Linked DNA regions of Homo sapiens: region 2 is linked to region 1. The links are chromatin loops, found by intact Hi-C in ENCODE. Cell type or tissue: heart left ventricle. All regions are shown on one strand. Each heading gives the region's core, and the rest is flanking DNA. Links, peaks and the distances in the headings are about the cores only. Region 1 holds the start of CSMD2 (CUB and Sushi multiple domains 2). Region 2 overlaps CSMD2 (CUB and Sushi multiple domains 2).

The links. A loop is a pair of places that touch in the nucleus more often than their neighbours do. Peaks named below come from ENCODE experiments on the same cell type or tissue, not always from the same donor. Only the 100,000 strongest peaks of a DNase experiment are listed, where the experiment ranks them.
Region 2: it touches region 1 in a loop (3-fold over the local background); 3 of 110 quality-filtered maps call a loop at or near these places.

What each region holds. Positions count from the first base shown.
Region 1 is chr1:34,157,312-34,168,879 of GRCh38, forward strand. CSMD2 (CUB and Sushi multiple domains 2) reads right to left here and starts at 7,919. Exons shown (of 71, transcript NM_001281956.2): 1 at 7,600-7,919. The coding sequence starts at 7,786. It also overlaps a transcript of C1orf94 not described here. RefSeq lists enhancers at 5,820-5,949, 6,370-6,429. In heart left ventricle, for the core only: a CTCF peak has its summit at 6,041; DNase peaks (open chromatin) are centred at 6,010 and 7,960; H3K4me3 peaks cover 3,346 bases; H3K27me3 peaks cover 4,451 bases.
Region 2 is chr1:33,648,765-33,660,332 of GRCh38, forward strand. CSMD2 (CUB and Sushi multiple domains 2) reads right to left here. Exons shown (of 71, transcript NM_001281956.2): 27 at 9,182-9,373; 28 at 3,559-3,697. Among named protein-coding and RNA genes, the nearest start is that of ZSCAN20, 180 kb to the left of the region's middle. In heart left ventricle, for the core only: a CTCF peak has its summit at 5,694; a DNase peak (open chromatin) is centred at 6,948; H3K27ac peaks cover 248 bases.

The DNA.
Region 1 (11,568 bases), core at 1,614-9,613:
GCGGGTCAAGGTATTTCCAGTGCCCTCCCTCACTTCCCATTTCCTCATGTCCACTCAGTTGGTGCCTATTCAATTGGTTATATAATAACCCCATCTTATCTCCCAGTCTCTTGTTCCAACTCAACCAACCCAAACCATCCCAATAAATCTGACTCACCTCTATCTCATGCCATTCTACCACAATACATCTCACCTCCCCTCCATCATATCCCAATTGTTCCATTCTACTCGACCCCAACTCCACCCACCCCATCTTATCCCATCCCACCCCAGTGTCTTCTAACACATTCCCTCCCCACCTCACCCCCCATCCCAGTCAATCCCCTGAATACTGCACACCCCACCCTCTCGATCCCATCCCCGACATCACATCTCACTCAATCCTATCCCATTCCATTCCATCACCTGTCTCACTCTATCTATCCTGTGCCAACACATCCCAACCCACCTTTGATCCTACCCAACTTACACCTTCCTACTTGAGCTCAGTCTACCTCAAATTAGGCTGTTTCTCCAATCCCACCCCATCATGTTCCACTCCATCTCCTTCCCTCTCATCTGCTGTTTGGCTAAAGTTCACATTTGTGGATGTATAGTGGGTCATGACTATCTTTCATGTGACATTAAGCTACCTGAGAAGGCCAAAGGGGTCTCACCTTCTCCCAAAGCTCTAAGAACTAAGTGTGTGTTTGGGTGGGAGAGAAGAAAAGAAGATAAAGAATCTCATTTTTAGAAGAGGAGTATGAAAAGACAGTCCAGGAGATTGAGCTCTCTAGAGTCCAGGGGAAAAATAAATATGAGTTTCCTTTGTTTCTCTTAACTTACAAGAGTAAGAAAAGAGCTCTGAGAGCCACGCCATCATTTTCAAGTAGAGAAACTCCCACGTTGCATAGCCCACTCTTTGCTTTCTGTGGGTCCAAGGGAAAACCAAGCCCTTCTCAAAGCGAGTGAACCCTGAGACAGAGTCTTTGTAAGCATAAAGACTCTGAAATAATCCTCTATTTGCAGGTTCACCCCGATGTTCCCCTGTTGTTGGGGAAGCTCTCACGACACTGCAGCAGATGGAGAGGAGGGGTGCAAGGCCATATGCCACCCAAGGAGATAAATCCAGGGAGGGCAATGCAGTGCATTCTCGAGGTAGAGGGTTCTCCCTCCCTACCCTCCTGGATGAAGGGCACTGAGCTGGGTTGATGGGTTGAGTGAGGGGACCAGGTTCTAAGGTGTGTGCTTTCAGCCAGAGGAGCAAAGAGAAAAGACTCCCCCCACTGGGTATAGTGGTGCCAGAGAGTGGCAGAGTGTATGAATTGTTTCTCTTATATTTCTAAGAGGCTGGTGCTGAAAGCAAGTAGACCGTAGTTGTAGTAATAGTAATAGTATCTAACATGTATTGAATGGTAACAATGGGCCCAGCACTGTAACAAGGGCTTTCCAAAAAGATGGGCCCTAGGGTCAGGTAGACTTGAGGTTTAATCCCGCCTTCTTTACCTACCTGCTCTACAGCCTTGGCCCAGCTGCTTACTTTCTGAGCCTCAGTATCTTCAAATACAATATTACAGTGATAATTAAATGGTAATGTCTACAAAGCATTTAACCAGCACTCGGTAAAGGAGAGCTATTATTATTGTGCAGATGGGCCTGGGGCTGCCTCCTACTTGAAGATGCCCCTTAACCCGTTTCCAGTCTTCCCAGCCCCCAGCTGCCCTTGGGAATGCCCAACAGGGTGGTCTAAAGGAAAGGGAGCCCTGGGCTCCAAACAACCTGCCTCTGATTGTCTCATCAGCTCTGACTGTCTCATCAGCACACTTACTGAGTGTCCACTATGTGCTCTACACTGCCCTGCCTCAGTTCACAGTCCTTTAGGGAAATGAGACAGATAACCACCTCACTAAGCAAGAAATTCCAATATGTCCTGATGACTCTGACAACAAAGGAAATGTGAGGAGTTGTAAGAACCCACAGTAGAGTTCCATCTAGATGGGTGTTTGGGGCTAGAAACCAAGAATGACTTTACAGCCTGCCCCCCCCCCACCCAGGAGCTTGTGGTGGAAAGGAATGGACAATAGCTGCTTGAGGATTAGAAGTGTGGGATTCAGGCCTCAAAAGCAGCACAGTATAACTGATGAGGACAGCCCAGTGGGAAGAGCAAGGCCAAAGAAGGCAGCCTGGGCAGACGCTTCCAGGGACGTGGTACCAGCTGGGTCCCCAAGAAGTTGAATGGCAACAAGGTTATGAGTAAAAGATATGGCGTCAGCCAGGCCTGCATCCAAACTGTGGCTCGGCTATTTACTTAGTGCGTGGATAAGTTATGTGTCCTCTCTGAACCTGTTTCTTCATCTATGAAATGGGAATAATAATACTGCAGGCTTCACTGGGTTGCTGAGAGGATTGAGTTAATACATCCAAGTGCTTAAGACAGTGCCGGTGAGTACTCAGTGAATATGAGCTGTTATTATAACTCCCCTGGGTGTCCAGAACAGCTCTCTGAGCATGGTAGGTGGGGAAGGACATGGTGAGGGCACATAGACTTCCTGGCTGATTCCTTTGGCCCCAGCTTCTATTTAATAGGCACATTCGATGAGGTATGGCACTGGACTCGTTGCATCTCTGGTTTCTAATCCTTCCAAAAACTCAGGAATTACTTGTCCTTTTTACAGCAGGGAGACTGAGCCCTAGAGAGGCCTGAAGATCAGCTGGGTCTCCAGCAAGGCTCTGCGGAGCAATCAGGTTCCCTTAATCCTGCTGGCGTGATGATGAGGGTGAAACAGGCAGGTCAGGCACATGAATGAGGGTGAAGGGGGTGCTGCTGAAGCTGCCTGCTGGGCTCTGCCGGAGAAACCCAAACCAGGCAGTGTCCAAGACCCTGCAATTTGGTCCTCCAGTCCCTGGTGCATGATTCTAATCTCACCTTCAACAAAGCCACACACTCACCAGCCCTAGATATGGTGGGCACTCTCCGCTGCAGTCAGCTCATTTTTTAAAAACCATAAACCCTCAGCTTGATTGCAAATGGAAATTCAAATTCATACACACACTGGTGACTGAGTAGTGAAACGCCTTTCCTTGGCTCAGGGTTGGAGGAGAGTGGTATGCCAAGGGCTTATTGTTGCATTGGTTCTAGAACCTAGGGAACTGTAACCAAACGGTGATACTTAGTTGTGGGGAAAGGAACAGGGGACCAGATGTCTTTGTCATCTTATTACCTCTGCAAACCAGCTGGCTTCCTTGACCCCCGATTTAGTCTTATCAGTCCTTGGAAAACTCTCCAAGAAAAAGAAAACTGTAAAAATCATCTGATCAAACAGCCATACATCAAGCACCAATTCTATGCCAGAACCTGAGCTGGATATGGGGATACCAAGAGAAATAAAGCACCATCCCTGCCTTCAGTAAGCTCACATTTTAATATATAAGGCAGACAAATAAATGCTTTTTAATACAATTCAGTTTGTACTACAGTAGAACATTGAGTACAGTCAGTGCTCTAGTCTACAAGAGGCTGACTAAAAGCAAGCACTCAGACAACATACAAAGCAGGGGAAATTTTTTTAATTTGGCATTTGATTTTTTTAAAGCCATGATGTAATTGGCACGGGAAAAATCAGAACTTTGTCAGAATTCCATCTACTTAAACTATCTACTTATAGTTTAATATTGCTTTTTAAAAATTAGTTAGTAAGGGAGTGGAAGGCATGATAGCTTTTTCAATGCTCAGAGCTCCTCAAGGAAAGTAGCTAGGTTCGAGAATAATTGAGGATATGAAACTGACAGAATTTGATGACCATATGATAAGGAAGGAGTTGAGGATAATCCAAAGGTTTCTGGGCTCCATAACTGGGAGGCTACAGGAACCACCAGCTCACAAAGGAAATACGGGAGGCTTAAGAAAGAAGCTAATAAGATTGCTCTGGAAGGGAAATATCTAAGTGAAGATGTCCAAGGATCAGCTGGATACATGGGTTACCTAGACCCAGAATTCCCATGGACCAGGAAGCCAATAGATGAATTTCAGGAGAGATGTCTTGGCAGAAGAGATCTGTCTGGAAGCTTCAGAGTGTGGTAGTGAAAGGGTTGGGCAAGGATGAGCTCACCCAGAGAGTGGTGAAAAGGAATGGGAAAAAGTACAAAGAATTAAATGCTGCAGGACACTATACTTCAGGGAGGGGAATAAGTGTTAGTATTAGAGACTGAGAAGGAACACGCAAGAGATAGGAGAAAAATCAGTAAAACATAGTGTCCCAGAAGCCCAAGGAAGAGAAATTCATCCAAAGTGGCCACAGCCACAGAGAGATAAAAGAAAATAAAGATAAAGTACAATGTATTTGGCAATTGAGGTGGTCATTGGTGCTCTCTTCTAGAGTGTTCCAGTGTCATCCTGGAGACAGAGGTTGAAGTAAGGAGTGACGGGTAGTAGAGAAAACTGACATGAAGACCCCTTTGAAGAGAAGTGACTAAAAGACAAAAAGAGATGGGGCAGTGGCTTAGATAGGTCAATAGGGCCAAGAAGGCTTCTTGGCTTGTTTTGTGGTAAAGATGAGCCTGTTCACAGGTCAAAGGGAAATGTGTTTTAAGAAGGGAGGGTGGCCAGGTGCGGTGGATCACGCCTGTAATCCCAGCACTTTGGGAGGGCAAGGTGGGCAGATCATGAGGTCAGGAGTTCGAGACCAGCCTGACCAACATGGAGAAACCCCCCTTCTCTATTAAAAATACAAAATTAGCTGGGCATGGTGGCATGCGCCTGTAATCACAGCTACTCAGGAGGCTGAGGCAGGAGAATCACTTGAACCCGGGAGGCAGAGGTTGCAGCAAGCCGAGATTGCGCCATTGCACTCCAGCCTGGACAACAAAAGAGTGAAACTCCCTCTCAAAAAAAAAAAAAAAAAAAAGGGAGGATGATTGATAGGGACAGCAGGTAATTGGTGGGAAGTCTCCAGGGAGGCTGGGGTGGGGAGGGGGAGGGGGAGTGCAAGGCAGGACAAGGACTAAAGGGGTTGAGGGGAGAAGGTATGGGTGGGTGAGGAGACTCCCCTTTTTCAAACTATTTTATTCATTTATCCAGTGATCACTGAGCCGAGGAAGGGAGACGGTTCAGTCCTGAGCATCTTTTAAATTCAACAGTGTGAACTGAACACAAAATGAATGTGTTTCCCCTTCTAATGTACCAAATCCTGCCGATCTTCTGTCACCAAGTCCATTTCCAAATCTCTGCTGCCTGCAAGGCCAAACAGCCCATCTAAAGGCGGGAAAGGCTTAAAAAGAAATGTACTGGGCTGGGCGCGGTGGCTCACATCTGTAAGCCCAGCACTTTGGGAGGCAGAGGCAGGCGGATCACCTGAAGTCAGGAGCTCGAGACCAGCCTGGCCAACATGGTGAAACCCCATCTCTCCTAAAAATACAAAAATTAACCGGGCGTGGTGACGGTCGCCTGTAATCCCAGCTACTCGGAAGACTGAGGCAGGAGAATCGCTTGAACCCAGGAGGCGGAGGTTGCAGTGAGCTGAGACCGCGCCATTGCACTCCAGCCTGGGCGAGAAGAGCAAAACTCCGTCTTAAAAAAAATTTAAAAAGAAAGAGAAGAAAAGAAAAGAAATGTACTGGAAGCTTGCAAGCCAGAGCAGGGCCTGCCGGAGAGGAACTACCCCAAGCCATGAACACAAGGCCCCCTCCCCGCAACTTCTCTACTGAGCAAGGAGCTGCGAGCAAATGGATCTCTATAGGGCAGGATTCCAGCACCGCTGAGCGGTGCAAGCGCCGGTGAGTCGGCCTTTTTCTCTCCCCTAGGGGCAGGATATGCCCAAGGGGCAGGGACAAATCTAGCCAGAAAAACAATTCAGTCCGATGCCGAGACATTCTCCAATCAGCTAAGCCAGAGACCGGCCTCGCCTCAACGTACGTCCGGGAGGCCTGGCGGGAGGTAGCAGCGATTCCCCCACCGCCCATGTGGCAAGTCTGGGTGACCAGCAGCGTCGGTATGCACAGCCTCCCAGTGGGTGTGGGTGTGCGAGAGGCCAGAGCTCCCAGGCGCGCGCACCGCGGGCGCCCCTCTCTGGGTGTCGGTGGCTATGACTCTTAGCAGAACCTAAGAAAGTCCCGTCAGCTAGGAATGAGAGAGCCAGAGCTGGCTCGGGGCGCCCTCCCTGACCAAGAACCCCAACATGCCGCGGTTAAGCGGTGGGCGACACGGTCTGCGAGGACAGACTCACAAGACGCTGAAGGCCAGAGTGGGCCAGAGAGCTCGCCACTCACTGACCTGCCAGAGGAGAGGCGCACTTTCCCAAGAAGGGGAACTGGGGTGGTCCAGGCCAAGCCTTCAGAGGTTCAATCGGTGGTTTCAAAACAAAACAAAACAAAACAAAAACAAAAACAAAAAAGAAAACACGGCTCCAGGTCGAAGGTGCCCTAGGTCTAGGCCTGGCCAGCAGGTGTTTCGGTTTCTCCCCCAGTGGGTGTCAGCCTCGCGGGCTAAATGAAAATGCGGTTCCAGGCATCCCGGTTTGGACCCGTCTCCACCCGGGCACACGGAACTTTCTAGCTTGTAGCTAGAACTGAGCTTCGGAGGGGTGCTGTGGGTAAAGCGGGAGGGCACCAGTCGCGGCCAGTAGCCTCCACAGGGGACCGGGTTCCCTCGAAGGTTCGCGTACCTCCCCCGCGCGCTGCAAGCTGCAGCCAGACACCCGCGAAGTTCCGGGACTCTCCGCACCCGCTAGATCTGCCCCTTCCCGGACTCGGTCGTCGGGAGCTGGTCCCGCCGCCCGCGCCGCCGCTGCCGCTGCCGCAGCCGAGGCGCTCGGCTGCAGCAGGGCGCGGGAAAGGGCACTTTGGCGCGGAGTGAGCACCGAGGGGAATGTGGCAGCGCGAAGCCTGGCGGCGGCACTCCCTCCCCCGCCTCGGGCTACAACCCCCACCCCCTCCTTCCCATCCCTCAACACCCTCCAGCCCCCACCTGCACCCTCCTGCAAGGAATGCGCGGGACCCCCACCGTGGGCACGCGTCCACCTGAACCCCCTCCTAGCTCCGAGCGCCGAGGGAGGGGTAGCATTTGAGGAGGGGGATGGCGGCCGCAGTCTGCAGTCGGTTCCAGAGGGGGCACCGGTTTCAATTGGAGAAAATGGGCGGGGGCAGGGAAGGGCAGACCTTGCAGACGCAGAAATGGGGAGGGGGCGCACGGTTCCTCTCCAGCCCCCAGGACCAGCGTGCCTGGCAGAATCAGGAGCCGGGGGAGTAGGGCTCCCGGAAAGTTTATCGGGAAAAAGCCTAGCACCGTGGGGGCTGGGAGGCTGGAGAAACTGAAGCCACAGACCAGGTGCCCCGCAACCCCGGGCGGGGATGTCTGTCTCCCAGGCCCCCACACCGGCCGCATCCGTCCAAGTTGCGGCTGGGGTTGGGGCAGCAGTGAGGGTGAGGGTGGAGGTGAGGACGTGGCTGAGGGTGGGGTGGGAGACGGAGGCAGGGATGAGAATGAGAGTAGGCAACTGGGAGGGTGGGAGATTCAGGCAGGGATAGAGGCGGGGGGAGGGACTGGGACCGGGTCGAGGATGGGTGGGCTCGGGGCTCGGGTGGGGCGCGCGGCGGCCGCTGGCTCCTCGGCGCGGCTGGACTCACCCGCGGCGGCCGAGACGCTGAGCAACCCACAGCCCAGCAACAGCAGCAGAGGCGGCGGCGTTGGCGGCGGCGGGCGGCCCCAGCGGCTCCCGGCGCCCGGCACAAGCGCCGAAATCCCGGTTTCGCCGCGAGCCCTCCCCGCGGGGCAGCCGCAGCGCCCCAGCTCCCGTCCCCGCGAGCGCGGCATGGCGCGGCCGGCAGCGCCGAGGGAGAGGCTCCGCTCGCCGCCGAGGAGAAAGGAGGTCAGGAGAGCTCTGGAGCTTTTTTCTGCTCGGAAAAAATCCCGGTACGCGGGAGCCCTGAGCTTCTGCGGCTGGAATGAACCAAGTGTCCGCCCGGCCGGGGAGAGGCGCGCTGCGCTCTCGGAAATGACTCGCTCCAATCCCGCTTCGCGGGGTTCGCGCCGGGGGGCGGGAGGGGGTGAATTATCCCCGGATTAATCACTCCGGAGCCGCTTCTCCGCCGCTCCAAATGCTGGGGGTGGAGGCGCAGCTAAGGATAAAATATTGGGGGGCGGGGGTTCCTCTTCAGCGCCACCTCCACCTCCAGATAAACCACAAATTACATCTAAAGGGTTGTTTATCCGTGTCTGTTTTGCAATTGACCAGTTTCTTTTAAGTTCAGTCCTCCTGTTTTCATTTATAACATCACCCATTAATACACCCCCCTCTCCACACACACACACACAAACACACACACACACACACAGTGACAGAGACACACGCACTCACACACACAGGCACATACACGCACACCTCTTCCACGTTTGGAAATTGGAATCCTGTCTGGGAAAAGGTAACCAAAGAAGGACGCGTTCCCCAAGTCTTGGCTCTTACCAGCTGATCTTGGGTGGTGGCTTTGAACTTGCCATCTAGGGCCGGGGGCGATGCTTATGAGCCTCATTCACAATAGCCTCCTACCCCATCCCAGGAGAGGGGCGTGTGTGCGTAGACAGAGGCAGGGTTAAGAATTGGAGGGCGGTGGAGGGGGGTTGTGTGTGGGGTGGGGAGGGGGGGGAACCGGTTCATTTGACCCAGTGCGGTCCCACTCCTACCCTAAGACAAAAATCTCAGGGTGGCAGAGGCGGTCCCTGTGTGCACGCGAGTTGGGGGTGGGGAGTGAGGTTGGTGGAAGGACGGTGCAAGAGTTACTAGTACAATTTATCCCCAAATTTAAATAATCGGATCCTACTTCTTCTTCTCCCCTTCCTCCTCCCAGCCAAGGCCCCAAACCAAGAGAGTTCTTCCCAAGGACGTGAGCTGCTCCCCACCTCTCCCCAGTAGCGGCTGCCTCTAGGCCCCAAGGGCTTAGTGTCGGTCCCCACCCCATCCCCCACCCGACTCGGTCGCCGTCTCTGTCTCGTCTACTCCAGGCTTCTCCGCCAGTCACGATGGCTCCTTCGCTGTCTACGCCAAACTCTCGGCGAGAGGGAAGAGACGCTTCATGGGGGGAGGCTGGAGGAAACTGGGAGGGGCAAGGTCCAGAGAGGAGGCTTCTGCTGGCGCGTGCAGTGGAAAGGCACCTGCGATGGGCACCCCCGCCCCCTTTGCCGACACACCCCAGAGAAGCTGTGCTCCGGGCTTAGGGCAGCCTGATTTGGCCAAAACGGAGCGTTGGCATCTGTGTGGCCAAGGGGGCAGTGGCCGGCGGGCGGTGGGGCCTGAGAATTTCCGGGGAAGGGTGTGGAGAGGGACTGTAGGGATGGCGAGCCAGGCTGGGGGTGGCTGGCGACCCAGGTTGGCCGGCTGTCAGCGTGGCCAGGAATTTCCATCCAAGGAAGGGTGTGAAGAGGGGCTGTGGAGTTGACGATATGAATTGGGGGGCGGGGGCAGGGCTGGAGGAGTGGAGGCTTGTCCCTACTCCCCATGAAAAACTTCCTCCCCAGAGCCACGCTTTCGCAGCCTCCTAGATGCCACTCTTCCTCCCTCCCCCCACCCCAAGTTGTTCCGGTTTCCCTGCATGAGCTCATCCCACAGCTGGGGAGCCAGCCCGGTGGCCCTGGGCGGGCGAATCTCCTCAGAATCGCGGGCCTGGTCCCCACCCCCAACACGCTTGTATGCCCGCCCCTCCCGACGCCGCCTTGCTGGGTGCCAAGAACCAACCGAAGCAGCCAGAACTCCTCAGTGAAAGGCCTGCTTTATGTTCCCGGGGCAGTGAGGAGGGGGCTTCTCCCTTCCCATTGTCCAGACTCAGCCCCCGAAAGAGAGGGCTCAGCCTTCCCACCAGCCCTGGAGAGGAGGAAGGGACTGACTACGCCAGCAGTGAGTGGTGGTGGTGGCCTTGGGGGCTGTTAGCTGGGCTTGCCTGGGGGTGGGCTCCTGGCTTCTAAGCTCCGACTTTACCCCTCTCTTGGAGGCGGGGTTCTCCTCCAGAGAAAGGAACTGGCAGAGATGCCCAGGCCTCCTGTGCAGCCCACAGCTGGGCAGAAGAGAGTCTGGGCTGCTCTGTAATTCTGGGGCTGCAGGCCAATGGGCTTTCTCTTACCCTCTTCTCAGCTCCAGAACTTTGCTCTGTGGCTGCAACGGGCAGATGAGATTTACCCCCAGAACTTTCCCGGGCAAAAGGAGCGTTTGTCATCCTTCTCCCTGGGGGCTGTGGAGGGCAGGGCACCTATTTTATCCCTGCAAAAGGCCCAGTTACTCACATCCTCCGCCATTCCTGCTCTCTGATCTATTTGGGTCCACGTGCTTTCACTGAGCGCCTCCTGTGCTCGGGGGCCCTGAGCGAGGCTGTGCTCTGGGCCCTGCAGAGATGCACAGTGTGTGGTCCTGCTTTGGGAGGATGCAGGCCAGAGGTGGAAACCCACACGTAACTGATACCGTCAGACAGCGATAATCACCATGACTGAAGAACCGGCATGCTACCGAGAGGCATGTCAAGACAGTGAGCTTTTCCTGGACTTGGGGGATCAGAAGGCTAATTTAAGAAGGAAAGTAGGATTTGGTCTGGAACCTGAGACATGGATAAAGACCTTGAAAAGATGAAGATTCATTTACTCAACAAATATTTATTGAGCATCATTATGTGCCTGGGTGCTGTGCTAGACAATGAATATACACCTAGTGCACAGTCCCTGACTTGATGAAGGCAGAAAATATGTATACAAATACACATAAAGTTACTAATTAAGGATGCTACAAAAGGAAAGTTTATGGTGCTAGGAGAAACAATATGGGGATGTGCTTTAAGGAGATGGTCTGAGAAGGCCTCTCTGAGATGGCAACGGTGGAAGATGGGATCTAAAATTAAGCAAGATGCTCAGGAGGCTAAAGCCAGAGGATCATTTGAGCCCAGCTGTTCAAGGCTGCAGTGAGCCATGATCACACCACTGCACTCCAGCCTGGGTGACAGAGCCAGACTATCTGTCTATGAATTAATTAATTAATTAATTAATATAATAATAGAATTAAGCAAGGCAGCCATGCAAAGTTGGGGAAAGAGCTTTTGGTATAGTGAGCACAGGCAAGGCTGTAAAAAGGAAAGGGGGCCAGGAGGAGGAGGATGGGGCTGGATCCAGGTAAGCAATGGGAGATAGGGAGTGGGGCAGATCACATAGGGTCTATTAGGGGATGGCGAGGAGTTTGCATTTTATTCTTAGCCAGTGAGAAATAGAAGGTGTATTAATTTGCTAGGACTGCTGCCACAACAAAGTACCATAGACCCTGTGGCTTAAAAAACAGAAATGTATTGCCTCACAATTCTGGAGGCTGGAAGTCCAAGATCAAGAGGTCGACACAGTTGGTTCCCTCTGAGGCTTCTCTCTCTGGCTTGTAGATGGCTGCCTTCTTCTCCCTGTGTCCTCACATGTGTTCCCATGGTACATATCTGTGTCCAAACTTCTAATCAGGACACCAGTCATACTGGATTAAGGCCCAACCCAATGACCTCATTTTGACTTAACTGACTTTTTAAAGACTCTACCTCCAAATAAGGTCACATCCTGAAGTACTAGGGGTTCGGACTTCAACC
Region 2 (11,568 bases), core at 1,197-9,196, 510 kb before region 1:
TAATTTTTCAAGAGTTTCAATGGGAAATCATTAGGCATCCACTTTACAGTCCTGATTTGGCTCCTTCTTATTGCTTTTTGTTTTCTAATCTTAAAAAAATCTTTAAAGAGCACCCATTTTTTCTTCCGTTAATAAAGTAAAAAAGACTACATTGACATGGTTAAATTACCAGGACCCTCTGTTCTTTAGGGATGGACAAAATGACTGGAATAGTTGGTTACAAAAGTGTCTTGAACTTGATGGAGTTTATGTTGAGTAATAAAGTTTATATTTTTTATTTTCATCTTAAATTCAATTTTTCCACAAACTTTTTGAAGTCCCCCCTGTATGCCTGTGCTCTGGTGCAGCAATTCCACTCTTAAGTATATATCTAACAAAGGCAATTGATACCAATCAAGTGTGCAAAGATGAAAACAATAGAAAAGTAAATGAGCTTGCAGAGAATAGATTTCAGATGCAAATTTGCTCCTGCCCAGCCATGGTCTGGGATACTCAGATACAGCAAGTCCTCAGCATTGTCCACAGGCTCTCAGAAACCATGACTTTAAGTGAAATGACATATAACAAAACCAATTGTTTATTTCTCATCAACATACAGGCTGGGCACAGTGGCTCATGTCTGTAATCTCAGCACTTTGGGAGGCCAAGGTGGGCAGGTCACTTGAGGCCAGGAGTTTGAGACCAGCCTGGCCAAAATGGCGAAACCCTGTCTCTACTAAAAATACAAAAATTAGCTGGGTGTGGTGGCATGCACCTGTAATCCCAGCTACTCGGGAGGCTGAGGCATGAGAATTGCTTAAACTCAGGAAGGAAGGGTTGCAGTGAGCCAAGATTGTGCCACTGTACTCCAGCCTGGGTGACAGAATGAAACTTTGTCTCAGAAACAAAACAAAACAAAAACAATATAATGAAATGACATTGAAGGAAACATTTGAAGACCTGCTATACTTTGTTTTACTTAAAGTCAACAGTTTCCAAGAACCTGTTGATGATACTGAGGACTTACTGTACTCTATTTGAGATTGAGAGTAAAATGACTGTTCTACCTTTTGGCTAAGATATATAGCAGGGGGAGGAGGTCATACATCTCTAGGACAAAGGAGATAAGGCTGGCTAAGAGACAGGATGGGGGACTGGGAGGCACGGGGCACAGAGCCAGATGCGCACTGGCCTCCTTCCCACCTGGCACCTTGTCACACTGGTGTCAGTTGCGGGGTCAACACACCATGGCTGGGTGACACGGTCTTCTTGCCCCTGTAATTCAGCTTCTTGACATCTGCTCTTTTGAAAGTCACCGGCGAAGGGTTTCGGAGGGAGTGAGTCTTGGTCACAAATGATGGCATCACCACTTCCTAACTAACTGCCTTCTTTCTGTCTCTCCCTTCCATCATCAAATTTTGAGCACCCTCGATATTCCAGGCACTGTGCAAGGTGCCAAGGACATGGGGACATGTAAGACACCACTTCTGCCTTCAAAAATTGATGGTGCTGTAGGAAGTGACAGATATATCAACAACAAAATAATGTATGAAGTCAGCCCGAGGCAGAGCAGAAACACAAAGCAAGGTTCCTTGGGGAGGATGAAAAATCAAACATTTATGGAGGAAATCAAGCCTGAACTGAGTCTTGGGAGATGAGAAGACCCTTACAGATAGGACAAGGAGGGAACAGGAAGTTGCTGTGAAGGCAGAAACAGAGGCAAAGTCATAAGGGCATGAAAGAATCCGTGAGGCCCTGAAACTGCAAGGAGTTCCATCTGGCTGGAGCTTAGGGCTTAGGATGGGGTGGGCTTAGGATGGGGTGGGGGGCTGACTGGAGAGGTAGGCAAGCACCAGATTGTTTGGAATGAAACTCCAAAGTTTGGGCCTTTATTATAAGCAATAGAGGGCCATGATAGGATTTAAAAATAAAGGATCTATTTGTTTGTTTCTTTGTTTTTGAATTGAGGTATGATTTACACCGTGTGAAATGATCAGCCCTAAGGTGTGCCACTCTATCAGTTTTGACACATGCATATCAAGACCCAGAACTGTCCCACCACCCCAGAGAGTTCCAAATGCCCCTTCCCATTCAACCTTCCCTACCCTCAGATGCCAACACTGATTAGAATTCTTCACCAGGGATTAGTTTTGCTGATCCTACAATTTTATAGGAGTTGAATCATACATTATGTACTTTTTTATGTCTGTCTTCTTTCACTCAGCATAATATTTTTGGGACTCATCCACGTTGTTGCATGTATCAGTAGTTCATTCTTTTTTATTGCTGAGCACTGTCATTAGAGGATGTTAAAATGGAAAGTAGGGTGGTTATTTCAGCATTTTTGAGTGACACGATCACTCTGACAGCTAGCTAAGGGAGAGATCGGCATGGGAGGCAAGATGGGGCAGAGGAACCAGCTAGGAGATGAGGGCAGTAATTTAGATGGGAAATGATAGGACTTAAACCAGGACAGGAGCTAGGAGGATGGAGAAGAGGAAATACATGAGGAGAGTGAAGGCGATAGAGGCTGCATGCCTTGGTTGCTGCTAGTGGAAGAAGCCGTGAGAGCAGGTGTCAATGCCAGCCCCAAGGCTCAGAACAGAGCTCTTCTGGGGGAGAAAAAATATGCTTGATTTTGTACATGCTCATTTGCAGTGTCTGCAGGCCCCAGACAGAGATGCCCAACATCTGGATAGCGATGCTGACGCTCAGAATAAAGCCAGGGTGGGCAGCAGAATGGAGTCTTCCACTTATAAGAGGAGAGTGGAGACAGGAATGACCGAACTTGTCCAGGAAAGGGGTGTAGGGGAAGAAGAGGAGGTTTTGACAAAGCCCGGCAAAAGAAGATGGTTTAACAAGAGGTCCACGTGAAGTCACAGAAGAGCTTGGAGAACTGGGAAGAGTAACTTCACACAAACCAAGGGAAAAAGCAGTCTAAGGATGGAAAGGGTGATCAAGAGGTGGAGTGGATAAAACACAGAAAGGCCCATTTTGTTTGGAACCAGGAGTTCGTGGGTGGCTTTTATCAGAGGAGTTTCCAGTAGAACCATGGAGGCAGAAACCAGGTTCCAGGGGGTTGAGAGTGAACGGGAGGTGAGGAAGTAGAGAAAGGCAGAGGCAGTTCTTTTGAAGAGCTTTTCTGTAGCAGGAATGGAAAAGCAAGTGCAGGAGCTAGATTGGGGGGGGTGCCTGGGACCCAAGCCCGCCTGTTTATACCTCTGGAGTGGGGTGGAAGGGGCCGGGGAAGCAGACTGGGAATGCAGAGGGCAGGGCAAGGGCATCCAACAAAGGCCTCCTTTCCAGGTCCCAGTATCTTCAGAGGTAGAGAGGAAATAATAATTGCTTCCTCACAAATTACTACAAGGATTAGATGTGATGATATGCATGAGACCACTGAGCACAGTGCTTGGCACGTAGATGTTCAATAAATGCTAGTTTCTCTCTCTCTCGGCTTCTTCACCTCCCTGGAGCTGAGAACTCTGCTACAGACCTGTGAATACTCACCTGGAGACCCAGGTCCCAGAGCCCCTAGCCACTCTGAACCCTTCGTCTCCCACCCGGGGGAAAGGTACATACATGTTAAATACCAGGGCGATGACGTAGTCTGGTGAGACGGTCACTTTCCAGTCACACTCCTTGCCTGGCGGGTAGGGTTCTGGGTAATTTGGTGAGAGGATGACTCCAGATGGTCCTGTCAGGTCTCCCCCGCAGGGAGCTGAGGAGAGAAGAAGACGAGGGTGAGGCTGCCTCTTCACCCTGGGCTCATTTTCATGGGTGTTGCTAATGCACTATTGAGAGAGGAGAGGCTGAGGCTGACAGGCTGAAGTTGAACCTGGCTTAGGGACTCAGGAGAAGGTGAAATGATGGACTTCTACTTTGGAGGGTGGGAATATTTCAGAGATAGTGGTGGTGGTTGCGCAACATTTCGAAAGTACCAGATGCCACTGAACTGTTCATTGAAAAACAGGTAATTTTATGTTAGGTGCATTTCACCTCAATAAATTATTATTATTATTTTTTGAGACGGAGTCTCGCTCTGTCCCCCAGCCCCAGGCTGGATTGCAGTAGCGCGATCTCGGCTCACTGCAAGCTCCGCCTCCCAGGTTCACACCATTCTCCTGCCTCAGCCTCCCAAGCAGCTGGGACTACAGGCGCCCGCCACCATGCCCACCTAATTTTTTTTTGTATTTTTAGTAGATACAGGGTTTCACTGTATTAGCCAGGATGGTCTTGATCTCCTGACCTTGTGATCCACCCATCTCAGCCTTCCAAAGTCACAGGATTTCAGGCGTGAGCCACCGCGCCCGGCCTAATAAATTATTCTTTAAAAATACCTGACCCTGCTACTTCCTAGCTGTGTGAACTCAGGGAACTCATCTAGCCTCTCTAGCCCTCGATGTCTCTCCCGTATCATAAAAAGAGACAATATCTTCTCTGTGGGGTGGTTGTAAAGATTATTGGAGATGTCTGCTGAAGTATTTGGTAGAGAGTGAATGGTTGATAGACGGAGCCGGCACTGTCTGTACACCTATGAAGTACATGGCCTTCCTTCACTGCCTCACATCGGCTTCCCGGCAAGCTTTGTGGGTACTGACTGTGAGTTCCCGTGCACTCAATGTCAGGAGGAGTGGGAAACAGGCTCACATTCGCCTGCCAAGCGCAGCTGGTCTCCTACGCTGCCAGTGCTCCTGGCATCTGCTCGCGGCTGCAGATACTTTCCAACTTTCCAAAAGGCCTTGTCCAAGAGTATGTGTGTACCTCAGTTGTATGGAGCTATTATTAATCCCCAATCAGTCTACGTGGTCGCCCTCCCCTGAGATGACAGGTCTCTCAAGCAGGTGGGGAGGGAGAAAGTGGCCAGGTGACACAGCAACCTATTTACCTAGGGACCTTCTGGGGCAGCTTCCCCAGAGCCTGGATCAGGTCTCTTCCTCCATGGCTGGGGCTGCTGTACCGTGGCATGAGGACTGGATAGAGTAAGAGCTGGGAAGCGTGTGGGGTCGTTAGCAGGATGGCCAAGACTATAGGTATGGTTTGGTCTGGAAACCACAGGGCACCATCAGAGGTTGTCAACACTGAGCCCACAGGAACACAGAGAGCCATTTAAGGGCTGGCTAGAAAATCCAAGATGAGTCTTTGTGGGGGGAGCAAAAGGGTATACCTGACTCCAAAGTTAGGAGCAGCCTTTGGCTTGTCATAGAGCTGAGCACTGGTACTTTAGCTGTGTCATGGAGCCACCTCTGGCTGTGGCTTTTACTCAGGGTGAGGCTTAAAGGGCTGGGTCAATCCCTAACAGGGTCTCAAACAAATGGTAGGTCTTCAGGTCAGGCCATAAGAGCCCTAATGTGGCTGAACATAAAATCCGAGTGGTCATGAGTAGTCTGCTTTTTGTTCCATGGGAAAATATATCCCAAGAACCATCCTGAGTATCAGAAACACTCAAATAGGCATCTATTACGTATTAGACTTAACAAATCACATTTTAGATACACTATCTCATTTATGTCTCATTAACAACTCAATGAGCAATGGATTATTCTTCCTGATTTATAAAGGAGGAAAGTGAGTCTCAGAAAGCCTAAGTAACTTGCCCAGAGTCACTCTGAGACTCAAACTCACATGGGACTGGCTCCAAAGTCTGTTGTTTTCCCCCTTTCTACTTCCATACAGTCGGTAGCAGTAGCCAGAGTAGAGGAGGCGTGCTTCTCCCCGCTGGCCAGCAGGGAGAGCACAGTTGTTGCAGGAGCTTCTGAGCGAGGTGGTGCCTTAAGTTGGGTCTGCTTATGTCTCACTTGTGTCTCCACCACTGAATCCTTCAGGAGCAGAGGGCTAGATAAGTGGGGCCAAGCAGAGGCCAGTACAATCAGTCTAGACCCTTGAGCTTAACAAAGCAAGACTGTAATGTCCAGTCCATGGAGCGTGGCCTTGCCCAGGCCAGCCTAGAAACAGAGTCTGATGTGGCCAGTGAGAGTGGAAAGCCAGTGTCATATCAGAAGTCCCAACTCTGGGGAAATCTTCCCAAGGGGGCACAACGAGGCCTCCATTCTGGTTCCCAGCCTCCACGTCCCTTTGCCAGCTCAGGGGCTTCTTCCCTTAAGTTTGCCACAGATGGGGTGAGTCTCTGTGTTTCTGAAACTGCCCCTGTTACTCTCCCACCAACCCCCAAAGTACTATCAGTGTCTCTGGGTTCTAGGCTGCTGTCTGGGCACAGATCTCTTCTAGATAGTTCCATGGCATCGGGCATGGGCTTCCCTGGCTGCTGCCAGTTGTGCCCCAAGGCCTTGCTTGGATCCCTGGGCTGCCTCGCCAACAGGAAGGCTCCTACTGCTCAGGGTTAGTCGAGGGGTCCTTTTGAGCTTACTAAACCATGGTTGCCCAGATGGGAGTGGGTGCAAGCTGCAGATCCTTCTAGACAGCCAAGAAGTGGGCAGGTTGGACTGAGGGTGAGAGTTGTGGAAAGGGCATTGATTTGGAAGTCATACAATCCTGAGCACAAATTCTGACAATGCCACTCATTGGCTGTGTGAGTTTGGGCCAGCTGTCCACCCCTCTGAGCCTCTATTTCCTCATCTCGAAAGTAAAAGAATAATGATGATAATGGCTTCTAACATACACAGTGCTAACTATGAGCCAGGCACAGTTCTTATTGCTTTATAGTATTTTCTTTTTTAATCCTCAAAACAATGCTAGATGGTAAGTACTACCATTTTCACTATTTTACTGGTGAGGAAATTAAGGCACAGGGAAGTTGGGCAATTTGTCTAAGGCCACACAGCTTGCTGTGGTGAAGGCAGACCTGAGCCAGGGAGTGGAATCCCGAGCTCTAACCTCACCACAGAGTGATTTCAGCTGCAATAATGTAGCTAAAATGTTTAGCCCGGTGCCTATCACGGGGACAGCATCCAATGAGTATTTGTTTTCTTCCTTTGCTTCCTCCCTGTAATGAAGGGTTATCAGGGCCAGCTAGACCCGCTCATGGCAGAACGCCCAGGGAGCTGGAAATCAGAAGCATGTCACTGGGATTTCCAGTTCATTTGAGAGAAGAGGCAAAGGCATTTATTCTGTTGCCTGAGGAACATTTCCCAAAGCCGAGTGTAGAAGAACGGGTGATGAAAACTGAATTAACCTCTCCACCCTACCCACTGCACATTTATTGCTCTCCTCAGCTTAGCACAATCCTCCTTCTCCACTTGGGACAATCTCATCTCAGGACCTGCTTTTCTGTAAAATAAGTCTAAGGAATCACAGCCTTGCAGAAGGCTGAATTTGGAAGGAGCCTCAGAGGTTCCCAGATTCTCTCCTGGGCCTCAACAGAATTCCCTTGAGCAGATGGAATTCTGGCTTAGGGAAGGGGAAGGGAGTCTGAAGACTTGAAAGAAGGAATCGAAGAAGGGAAGGATGAAAAGAAGGAAGGAAGGAAGATAGAAAGGAAGGAAATTAGTATTTCTTGAGATTGGGGTTAGGCGTGTCCTCACCCCACAATGCCATAAGGGAAGTGTATTTACCCTCAGAGATAAGGAAACTCAGGCTCAGAGAGTTGAAGTAATTTCCCAAGGTCACCAAAGTAGTAAATGGCAGAGCTAGAAAGTAAATCTGGATGTGTCTACTTCAGTATCCCATACTGTTCCCTACACAGCAGAATACGTAGTGAAGAACTCAGCTGGATCTGAAACCCAGGTCTCAACCTCCTGCCCCACATACCTATGCGGCTCCTAATTCCCACTGAGGAGCAGGATTTAGTGTGTCAACTTCAGGGCCAGGCCTCAGAGCCATGACTGTCATAGGCCAGTCCTCAGAGGCCTGGGCAGCGTACTGCCTCCCATTAAGCCTGAGTGAGAGAGGTGCAGGCCAGGGCAGACGCTCCTGCAGGAGCTGTCTCAGGAAGCCCCTTACACCCATCTCCAGCAGGGGAGGCAGTGTGGGAGGTAGGAAAATGAGAGGCTTTGCATTCAGACTGGCGTGGGTGTAAATCTTGGCTCTGCCATATCCTAGCTCTGTGATTTGGGACAAGATATCCAAATTTGTCTAAGTTTCAGTTTCAAGTGTAAATGAGGAAATGGTGCTAATTTCAGAGAGCTGTTGGGAAAGTTAAATGAGGTTATCTAAGTAAATGTCCAGTATGGGGCAAGTACACAGTAAGGACTCAGTGACCATGGGTTCTCTTCTCTTCTAACAGCCAGCATTGACAGGGGAGATAAACACTCATTATTTCACCTGAGCAAAATAGACATGTGGAAGTGGGCACCTGGAGGGTTTGTCTCTATCTATTTACCTTTCTTTCCCATCCCAGCCTCCCTTCAAGTTCCCTCCTCCTCTCAGTCTCAAGTAGTTAGAGGCAGGATTTTTCAGGCCCCACCCTTTTTAAGTGATGGGACCTTAGACAAGTCTCAGGTCCTTCATGTCTTCATCTCTCATACAGGAAGGTTTTAAGACTGAGGACAGATCTAAAGAAACAAAACCTGTAATCCCAGCATTTTGGGAGGTTAAGGCAGGAGGATCACTTGAGCCCAGGAGTTCCAGACCAGCCTGAGCAACATAGTGAGACTCCATCTCAACAACAACAACAAAAATACAAAAATTTGCTGGGTGTGGTGGCACAGGCCTGCAAGCCCAGCTACTTGGGAGGCTGAGGTAGGAGTATCACTTGAGCTCAGGAGGTCAAGGCTGCAGTGAGTTGTGATGGTGCCACTGCACTCCAGTCTGGGCGACAGAGTGAGACTCTATCTCTAAAACCTAAAAGAACCAAAACCCAGGTAACCAATAATTTCCTTGAGAACAGCAAAAGCAAGGTTCTTTTCTTTACATTCTGAGGCTGTGGGTGCCCTTCTATTGCTTCAGGTAATAGAAGGGTCATTTCGGAATCTGTTAGCCTTTATTACCCAAGATGACCCACTGTCCTCCTTCTGACCTGTACAGCCTGGGCCAGAGAGAAAGGGACAGACCTGTCTGACTTGGAAATCTCTGGGACAATTTTAGCAAGTGAGGAATTTGTAGTGCTCTGTGTATAGAGTGTGAACGTGAGTGAGTGCGTGTGGGGACACATGCATGCAAAGCAGGGTAAACAATGGGTTTTCTGCAACTTTTGTCTGTTTCAATTCTCTTGGCCCCAGGCCCAAGATGCAGCTGCTGTGCATGGAAGGTTCTGGAGCACACAACTGTGAGCCCCAAGAGCAGAGTGCACCCTGCAGCTGCTTTGTACCGATGCATGTTGGCGGGCTGGGCTGCCAGAAGAACCTGTTCTCGATCTTCACACAGCTGATCTCTGCACTTCCCTGCAGCGCGTAGCCAGGGTCACACTGGAACACTGTGGAGTCGCCGGCTTCCCAACTGTCACCACTCCGACTCCCATTCTGCGGGATCCCAGGGTCATTGCAGGACGTTGCTGTGGACACTGGGGCAAGGAAATAGAAGAGAGGGTAAGGTCGCCTGGGTGTCTGCCACTCAGGAGGCTCCCAGCTCATCACCCTCACTGATTGCCATCATCCGTGCATTGCCACAACCACCAGAACCTCCCCATCATCATCATCAGCTGTAGCCACAGTGCCACTATTCTCACTCCCATTACTATCACTGCCTCCACCACCAATTGTGATCACACTTGTCACTCTCACTGATATCACCACTACCATTCTTCCAGTACCTTCACCATTACTGTCATCTGCCTGTCATGAGATGCTATGAGTTAAGCATGATTATACTGTTATAATTATAGAATTGAATTCAGCTTAAGAATACAAGCATTGTTACATAAACAAAGCATTGCAATTTTGTATAATGTAACTAACATGATCAGAAGGAGGAAGTGACAAGATAATTAAGTCTAAACTCCATGCTGCCAGGTATGGTGGCTCACGCCTATAATTCCAGCACTTTGGGAGGTCAAGGCAGGAAGGTCACTTGAGGTCAGGAGCTCGAGACCAGCCTGAGCAACACAGCAAGACCCTGACCCTACAAAAAAATAAAAAAGATTAGCTGGGTGTGGTGATAGTTGCCTGTTATTCTAGCTACTCTGGAGGCTGAGGTGGGAGGATCCTTTAAGCCCAGGAGGTTAAGGCTGCAGTGAGCCATGATCATGTCACTGCACTCGAGTGTGGGTGACAGAGTAAGAGCTCATCTCTAAAACAAACAAACAAATAAACTCCATGTATTCAATTGGAAGGGTTTGCAAAGGACTTTGCGAGTTGGCCTGCCTAAATGCTAAGCAGTGGTTGTGAGGTTACCGGGAGTTACTGAAGTTAGGTCAAGATCATGCTCTCTCTTGCAATGGCAGACAACCAAGGATCCATTAGACTGAAACCATATTTGAAGAAAAGTCAGATATTTGTAGCAAGTGGGCAGAGAAGAATTCAAAAATAGCTGAGATATATTAAAAATTCAAAATACTCAGGAATTTGCGACGTCTTCGTGTCTATTACCTAACCTAGTTTAACATAGAGCAGGTGTTTTATAAGCGAATACTGAATGAATGCTAGATGGAAGGAATACATAAATAGGAGAATGAGTGGGTGAATAAATGAACAAATGTGGCATGAGAAAACACACCGGAGGAATGGGTGCAAGAGTTAGTCCAGAGAAAGGAATCTCAAGAGCTGGAACAACCCTGGCTGCCTCCACAGCCCAGAGCTGACAGCGGGGCCCGGTCCCAGTCCCCAGCTATGTCATCCCTCATAGCCTGTGCTCAGGGCACTCTAGGGCAAGGAGGTTCTTGAAACCACAGGATAAATAATACTGATTTGATTGGAATATCAGTTTTCTCAACAATTTAAGGAAAAACTACTTTTATACTAAAACAAAAGAATTTATTCTGGATTACAAGGTAAAATTCATATTAGTTTTTAAGCAAAAATGTGAAGCCTTAAAGATATTTTGTGCTTGCTACAGCCACCAGACATCCTGAGGATGCACACCCATTCTCTTCTGCTATCAGGAGGACATCAGCGGAAAAGTTTGAGAAGCGGCAGCCTAGGGCAACTGTATACACTGATGTCACTAATTATAACCTCTGGGATTGTATACGAGTCTTGAGTTACACAATCTGATACCTTCTACTCAATAACACCTAAGGAAGCATACAGCAAACTATGGCCCACGGCCATATCTGGGCCTATGCCTATTTTTGTAAATAAAGTTTTACTGGAACACAGGCACACTCATTTGTTTACATATCAACATTTGACAGCTACTGAACTTATTTGTAAAGTCAAATATGCATCAATCTTTTTCCTTCCCAGTTAAAATCAGACTTAGCTTTCATCTCTAGCTTTATAGGGCACTGTACACATGTAAATGTTCCCCTAGAAGAAAAATAGCTCATTGTTCTGGCCATACTTGGAAGGATTATTTATATGGGAGGCAATAGAGTACAATGATTAGCAGCTTAGGTTTAAGAAACAGACACATGGTTTTTGCTATTAACTAGATGACCTTGTATGAGAAGCCTCGGAGCCCACATCTGCAACATGGAGTAATAATGGTGCCCATACTGTAAGGGTTTTGTGAAAATTGTAAGAGCTGATGTAGTGGAGAGCTTAGTGTGGCAGCCACTCAATAGGAATGGCTGTGATTATGCTTCCCGCTCACCTTTTT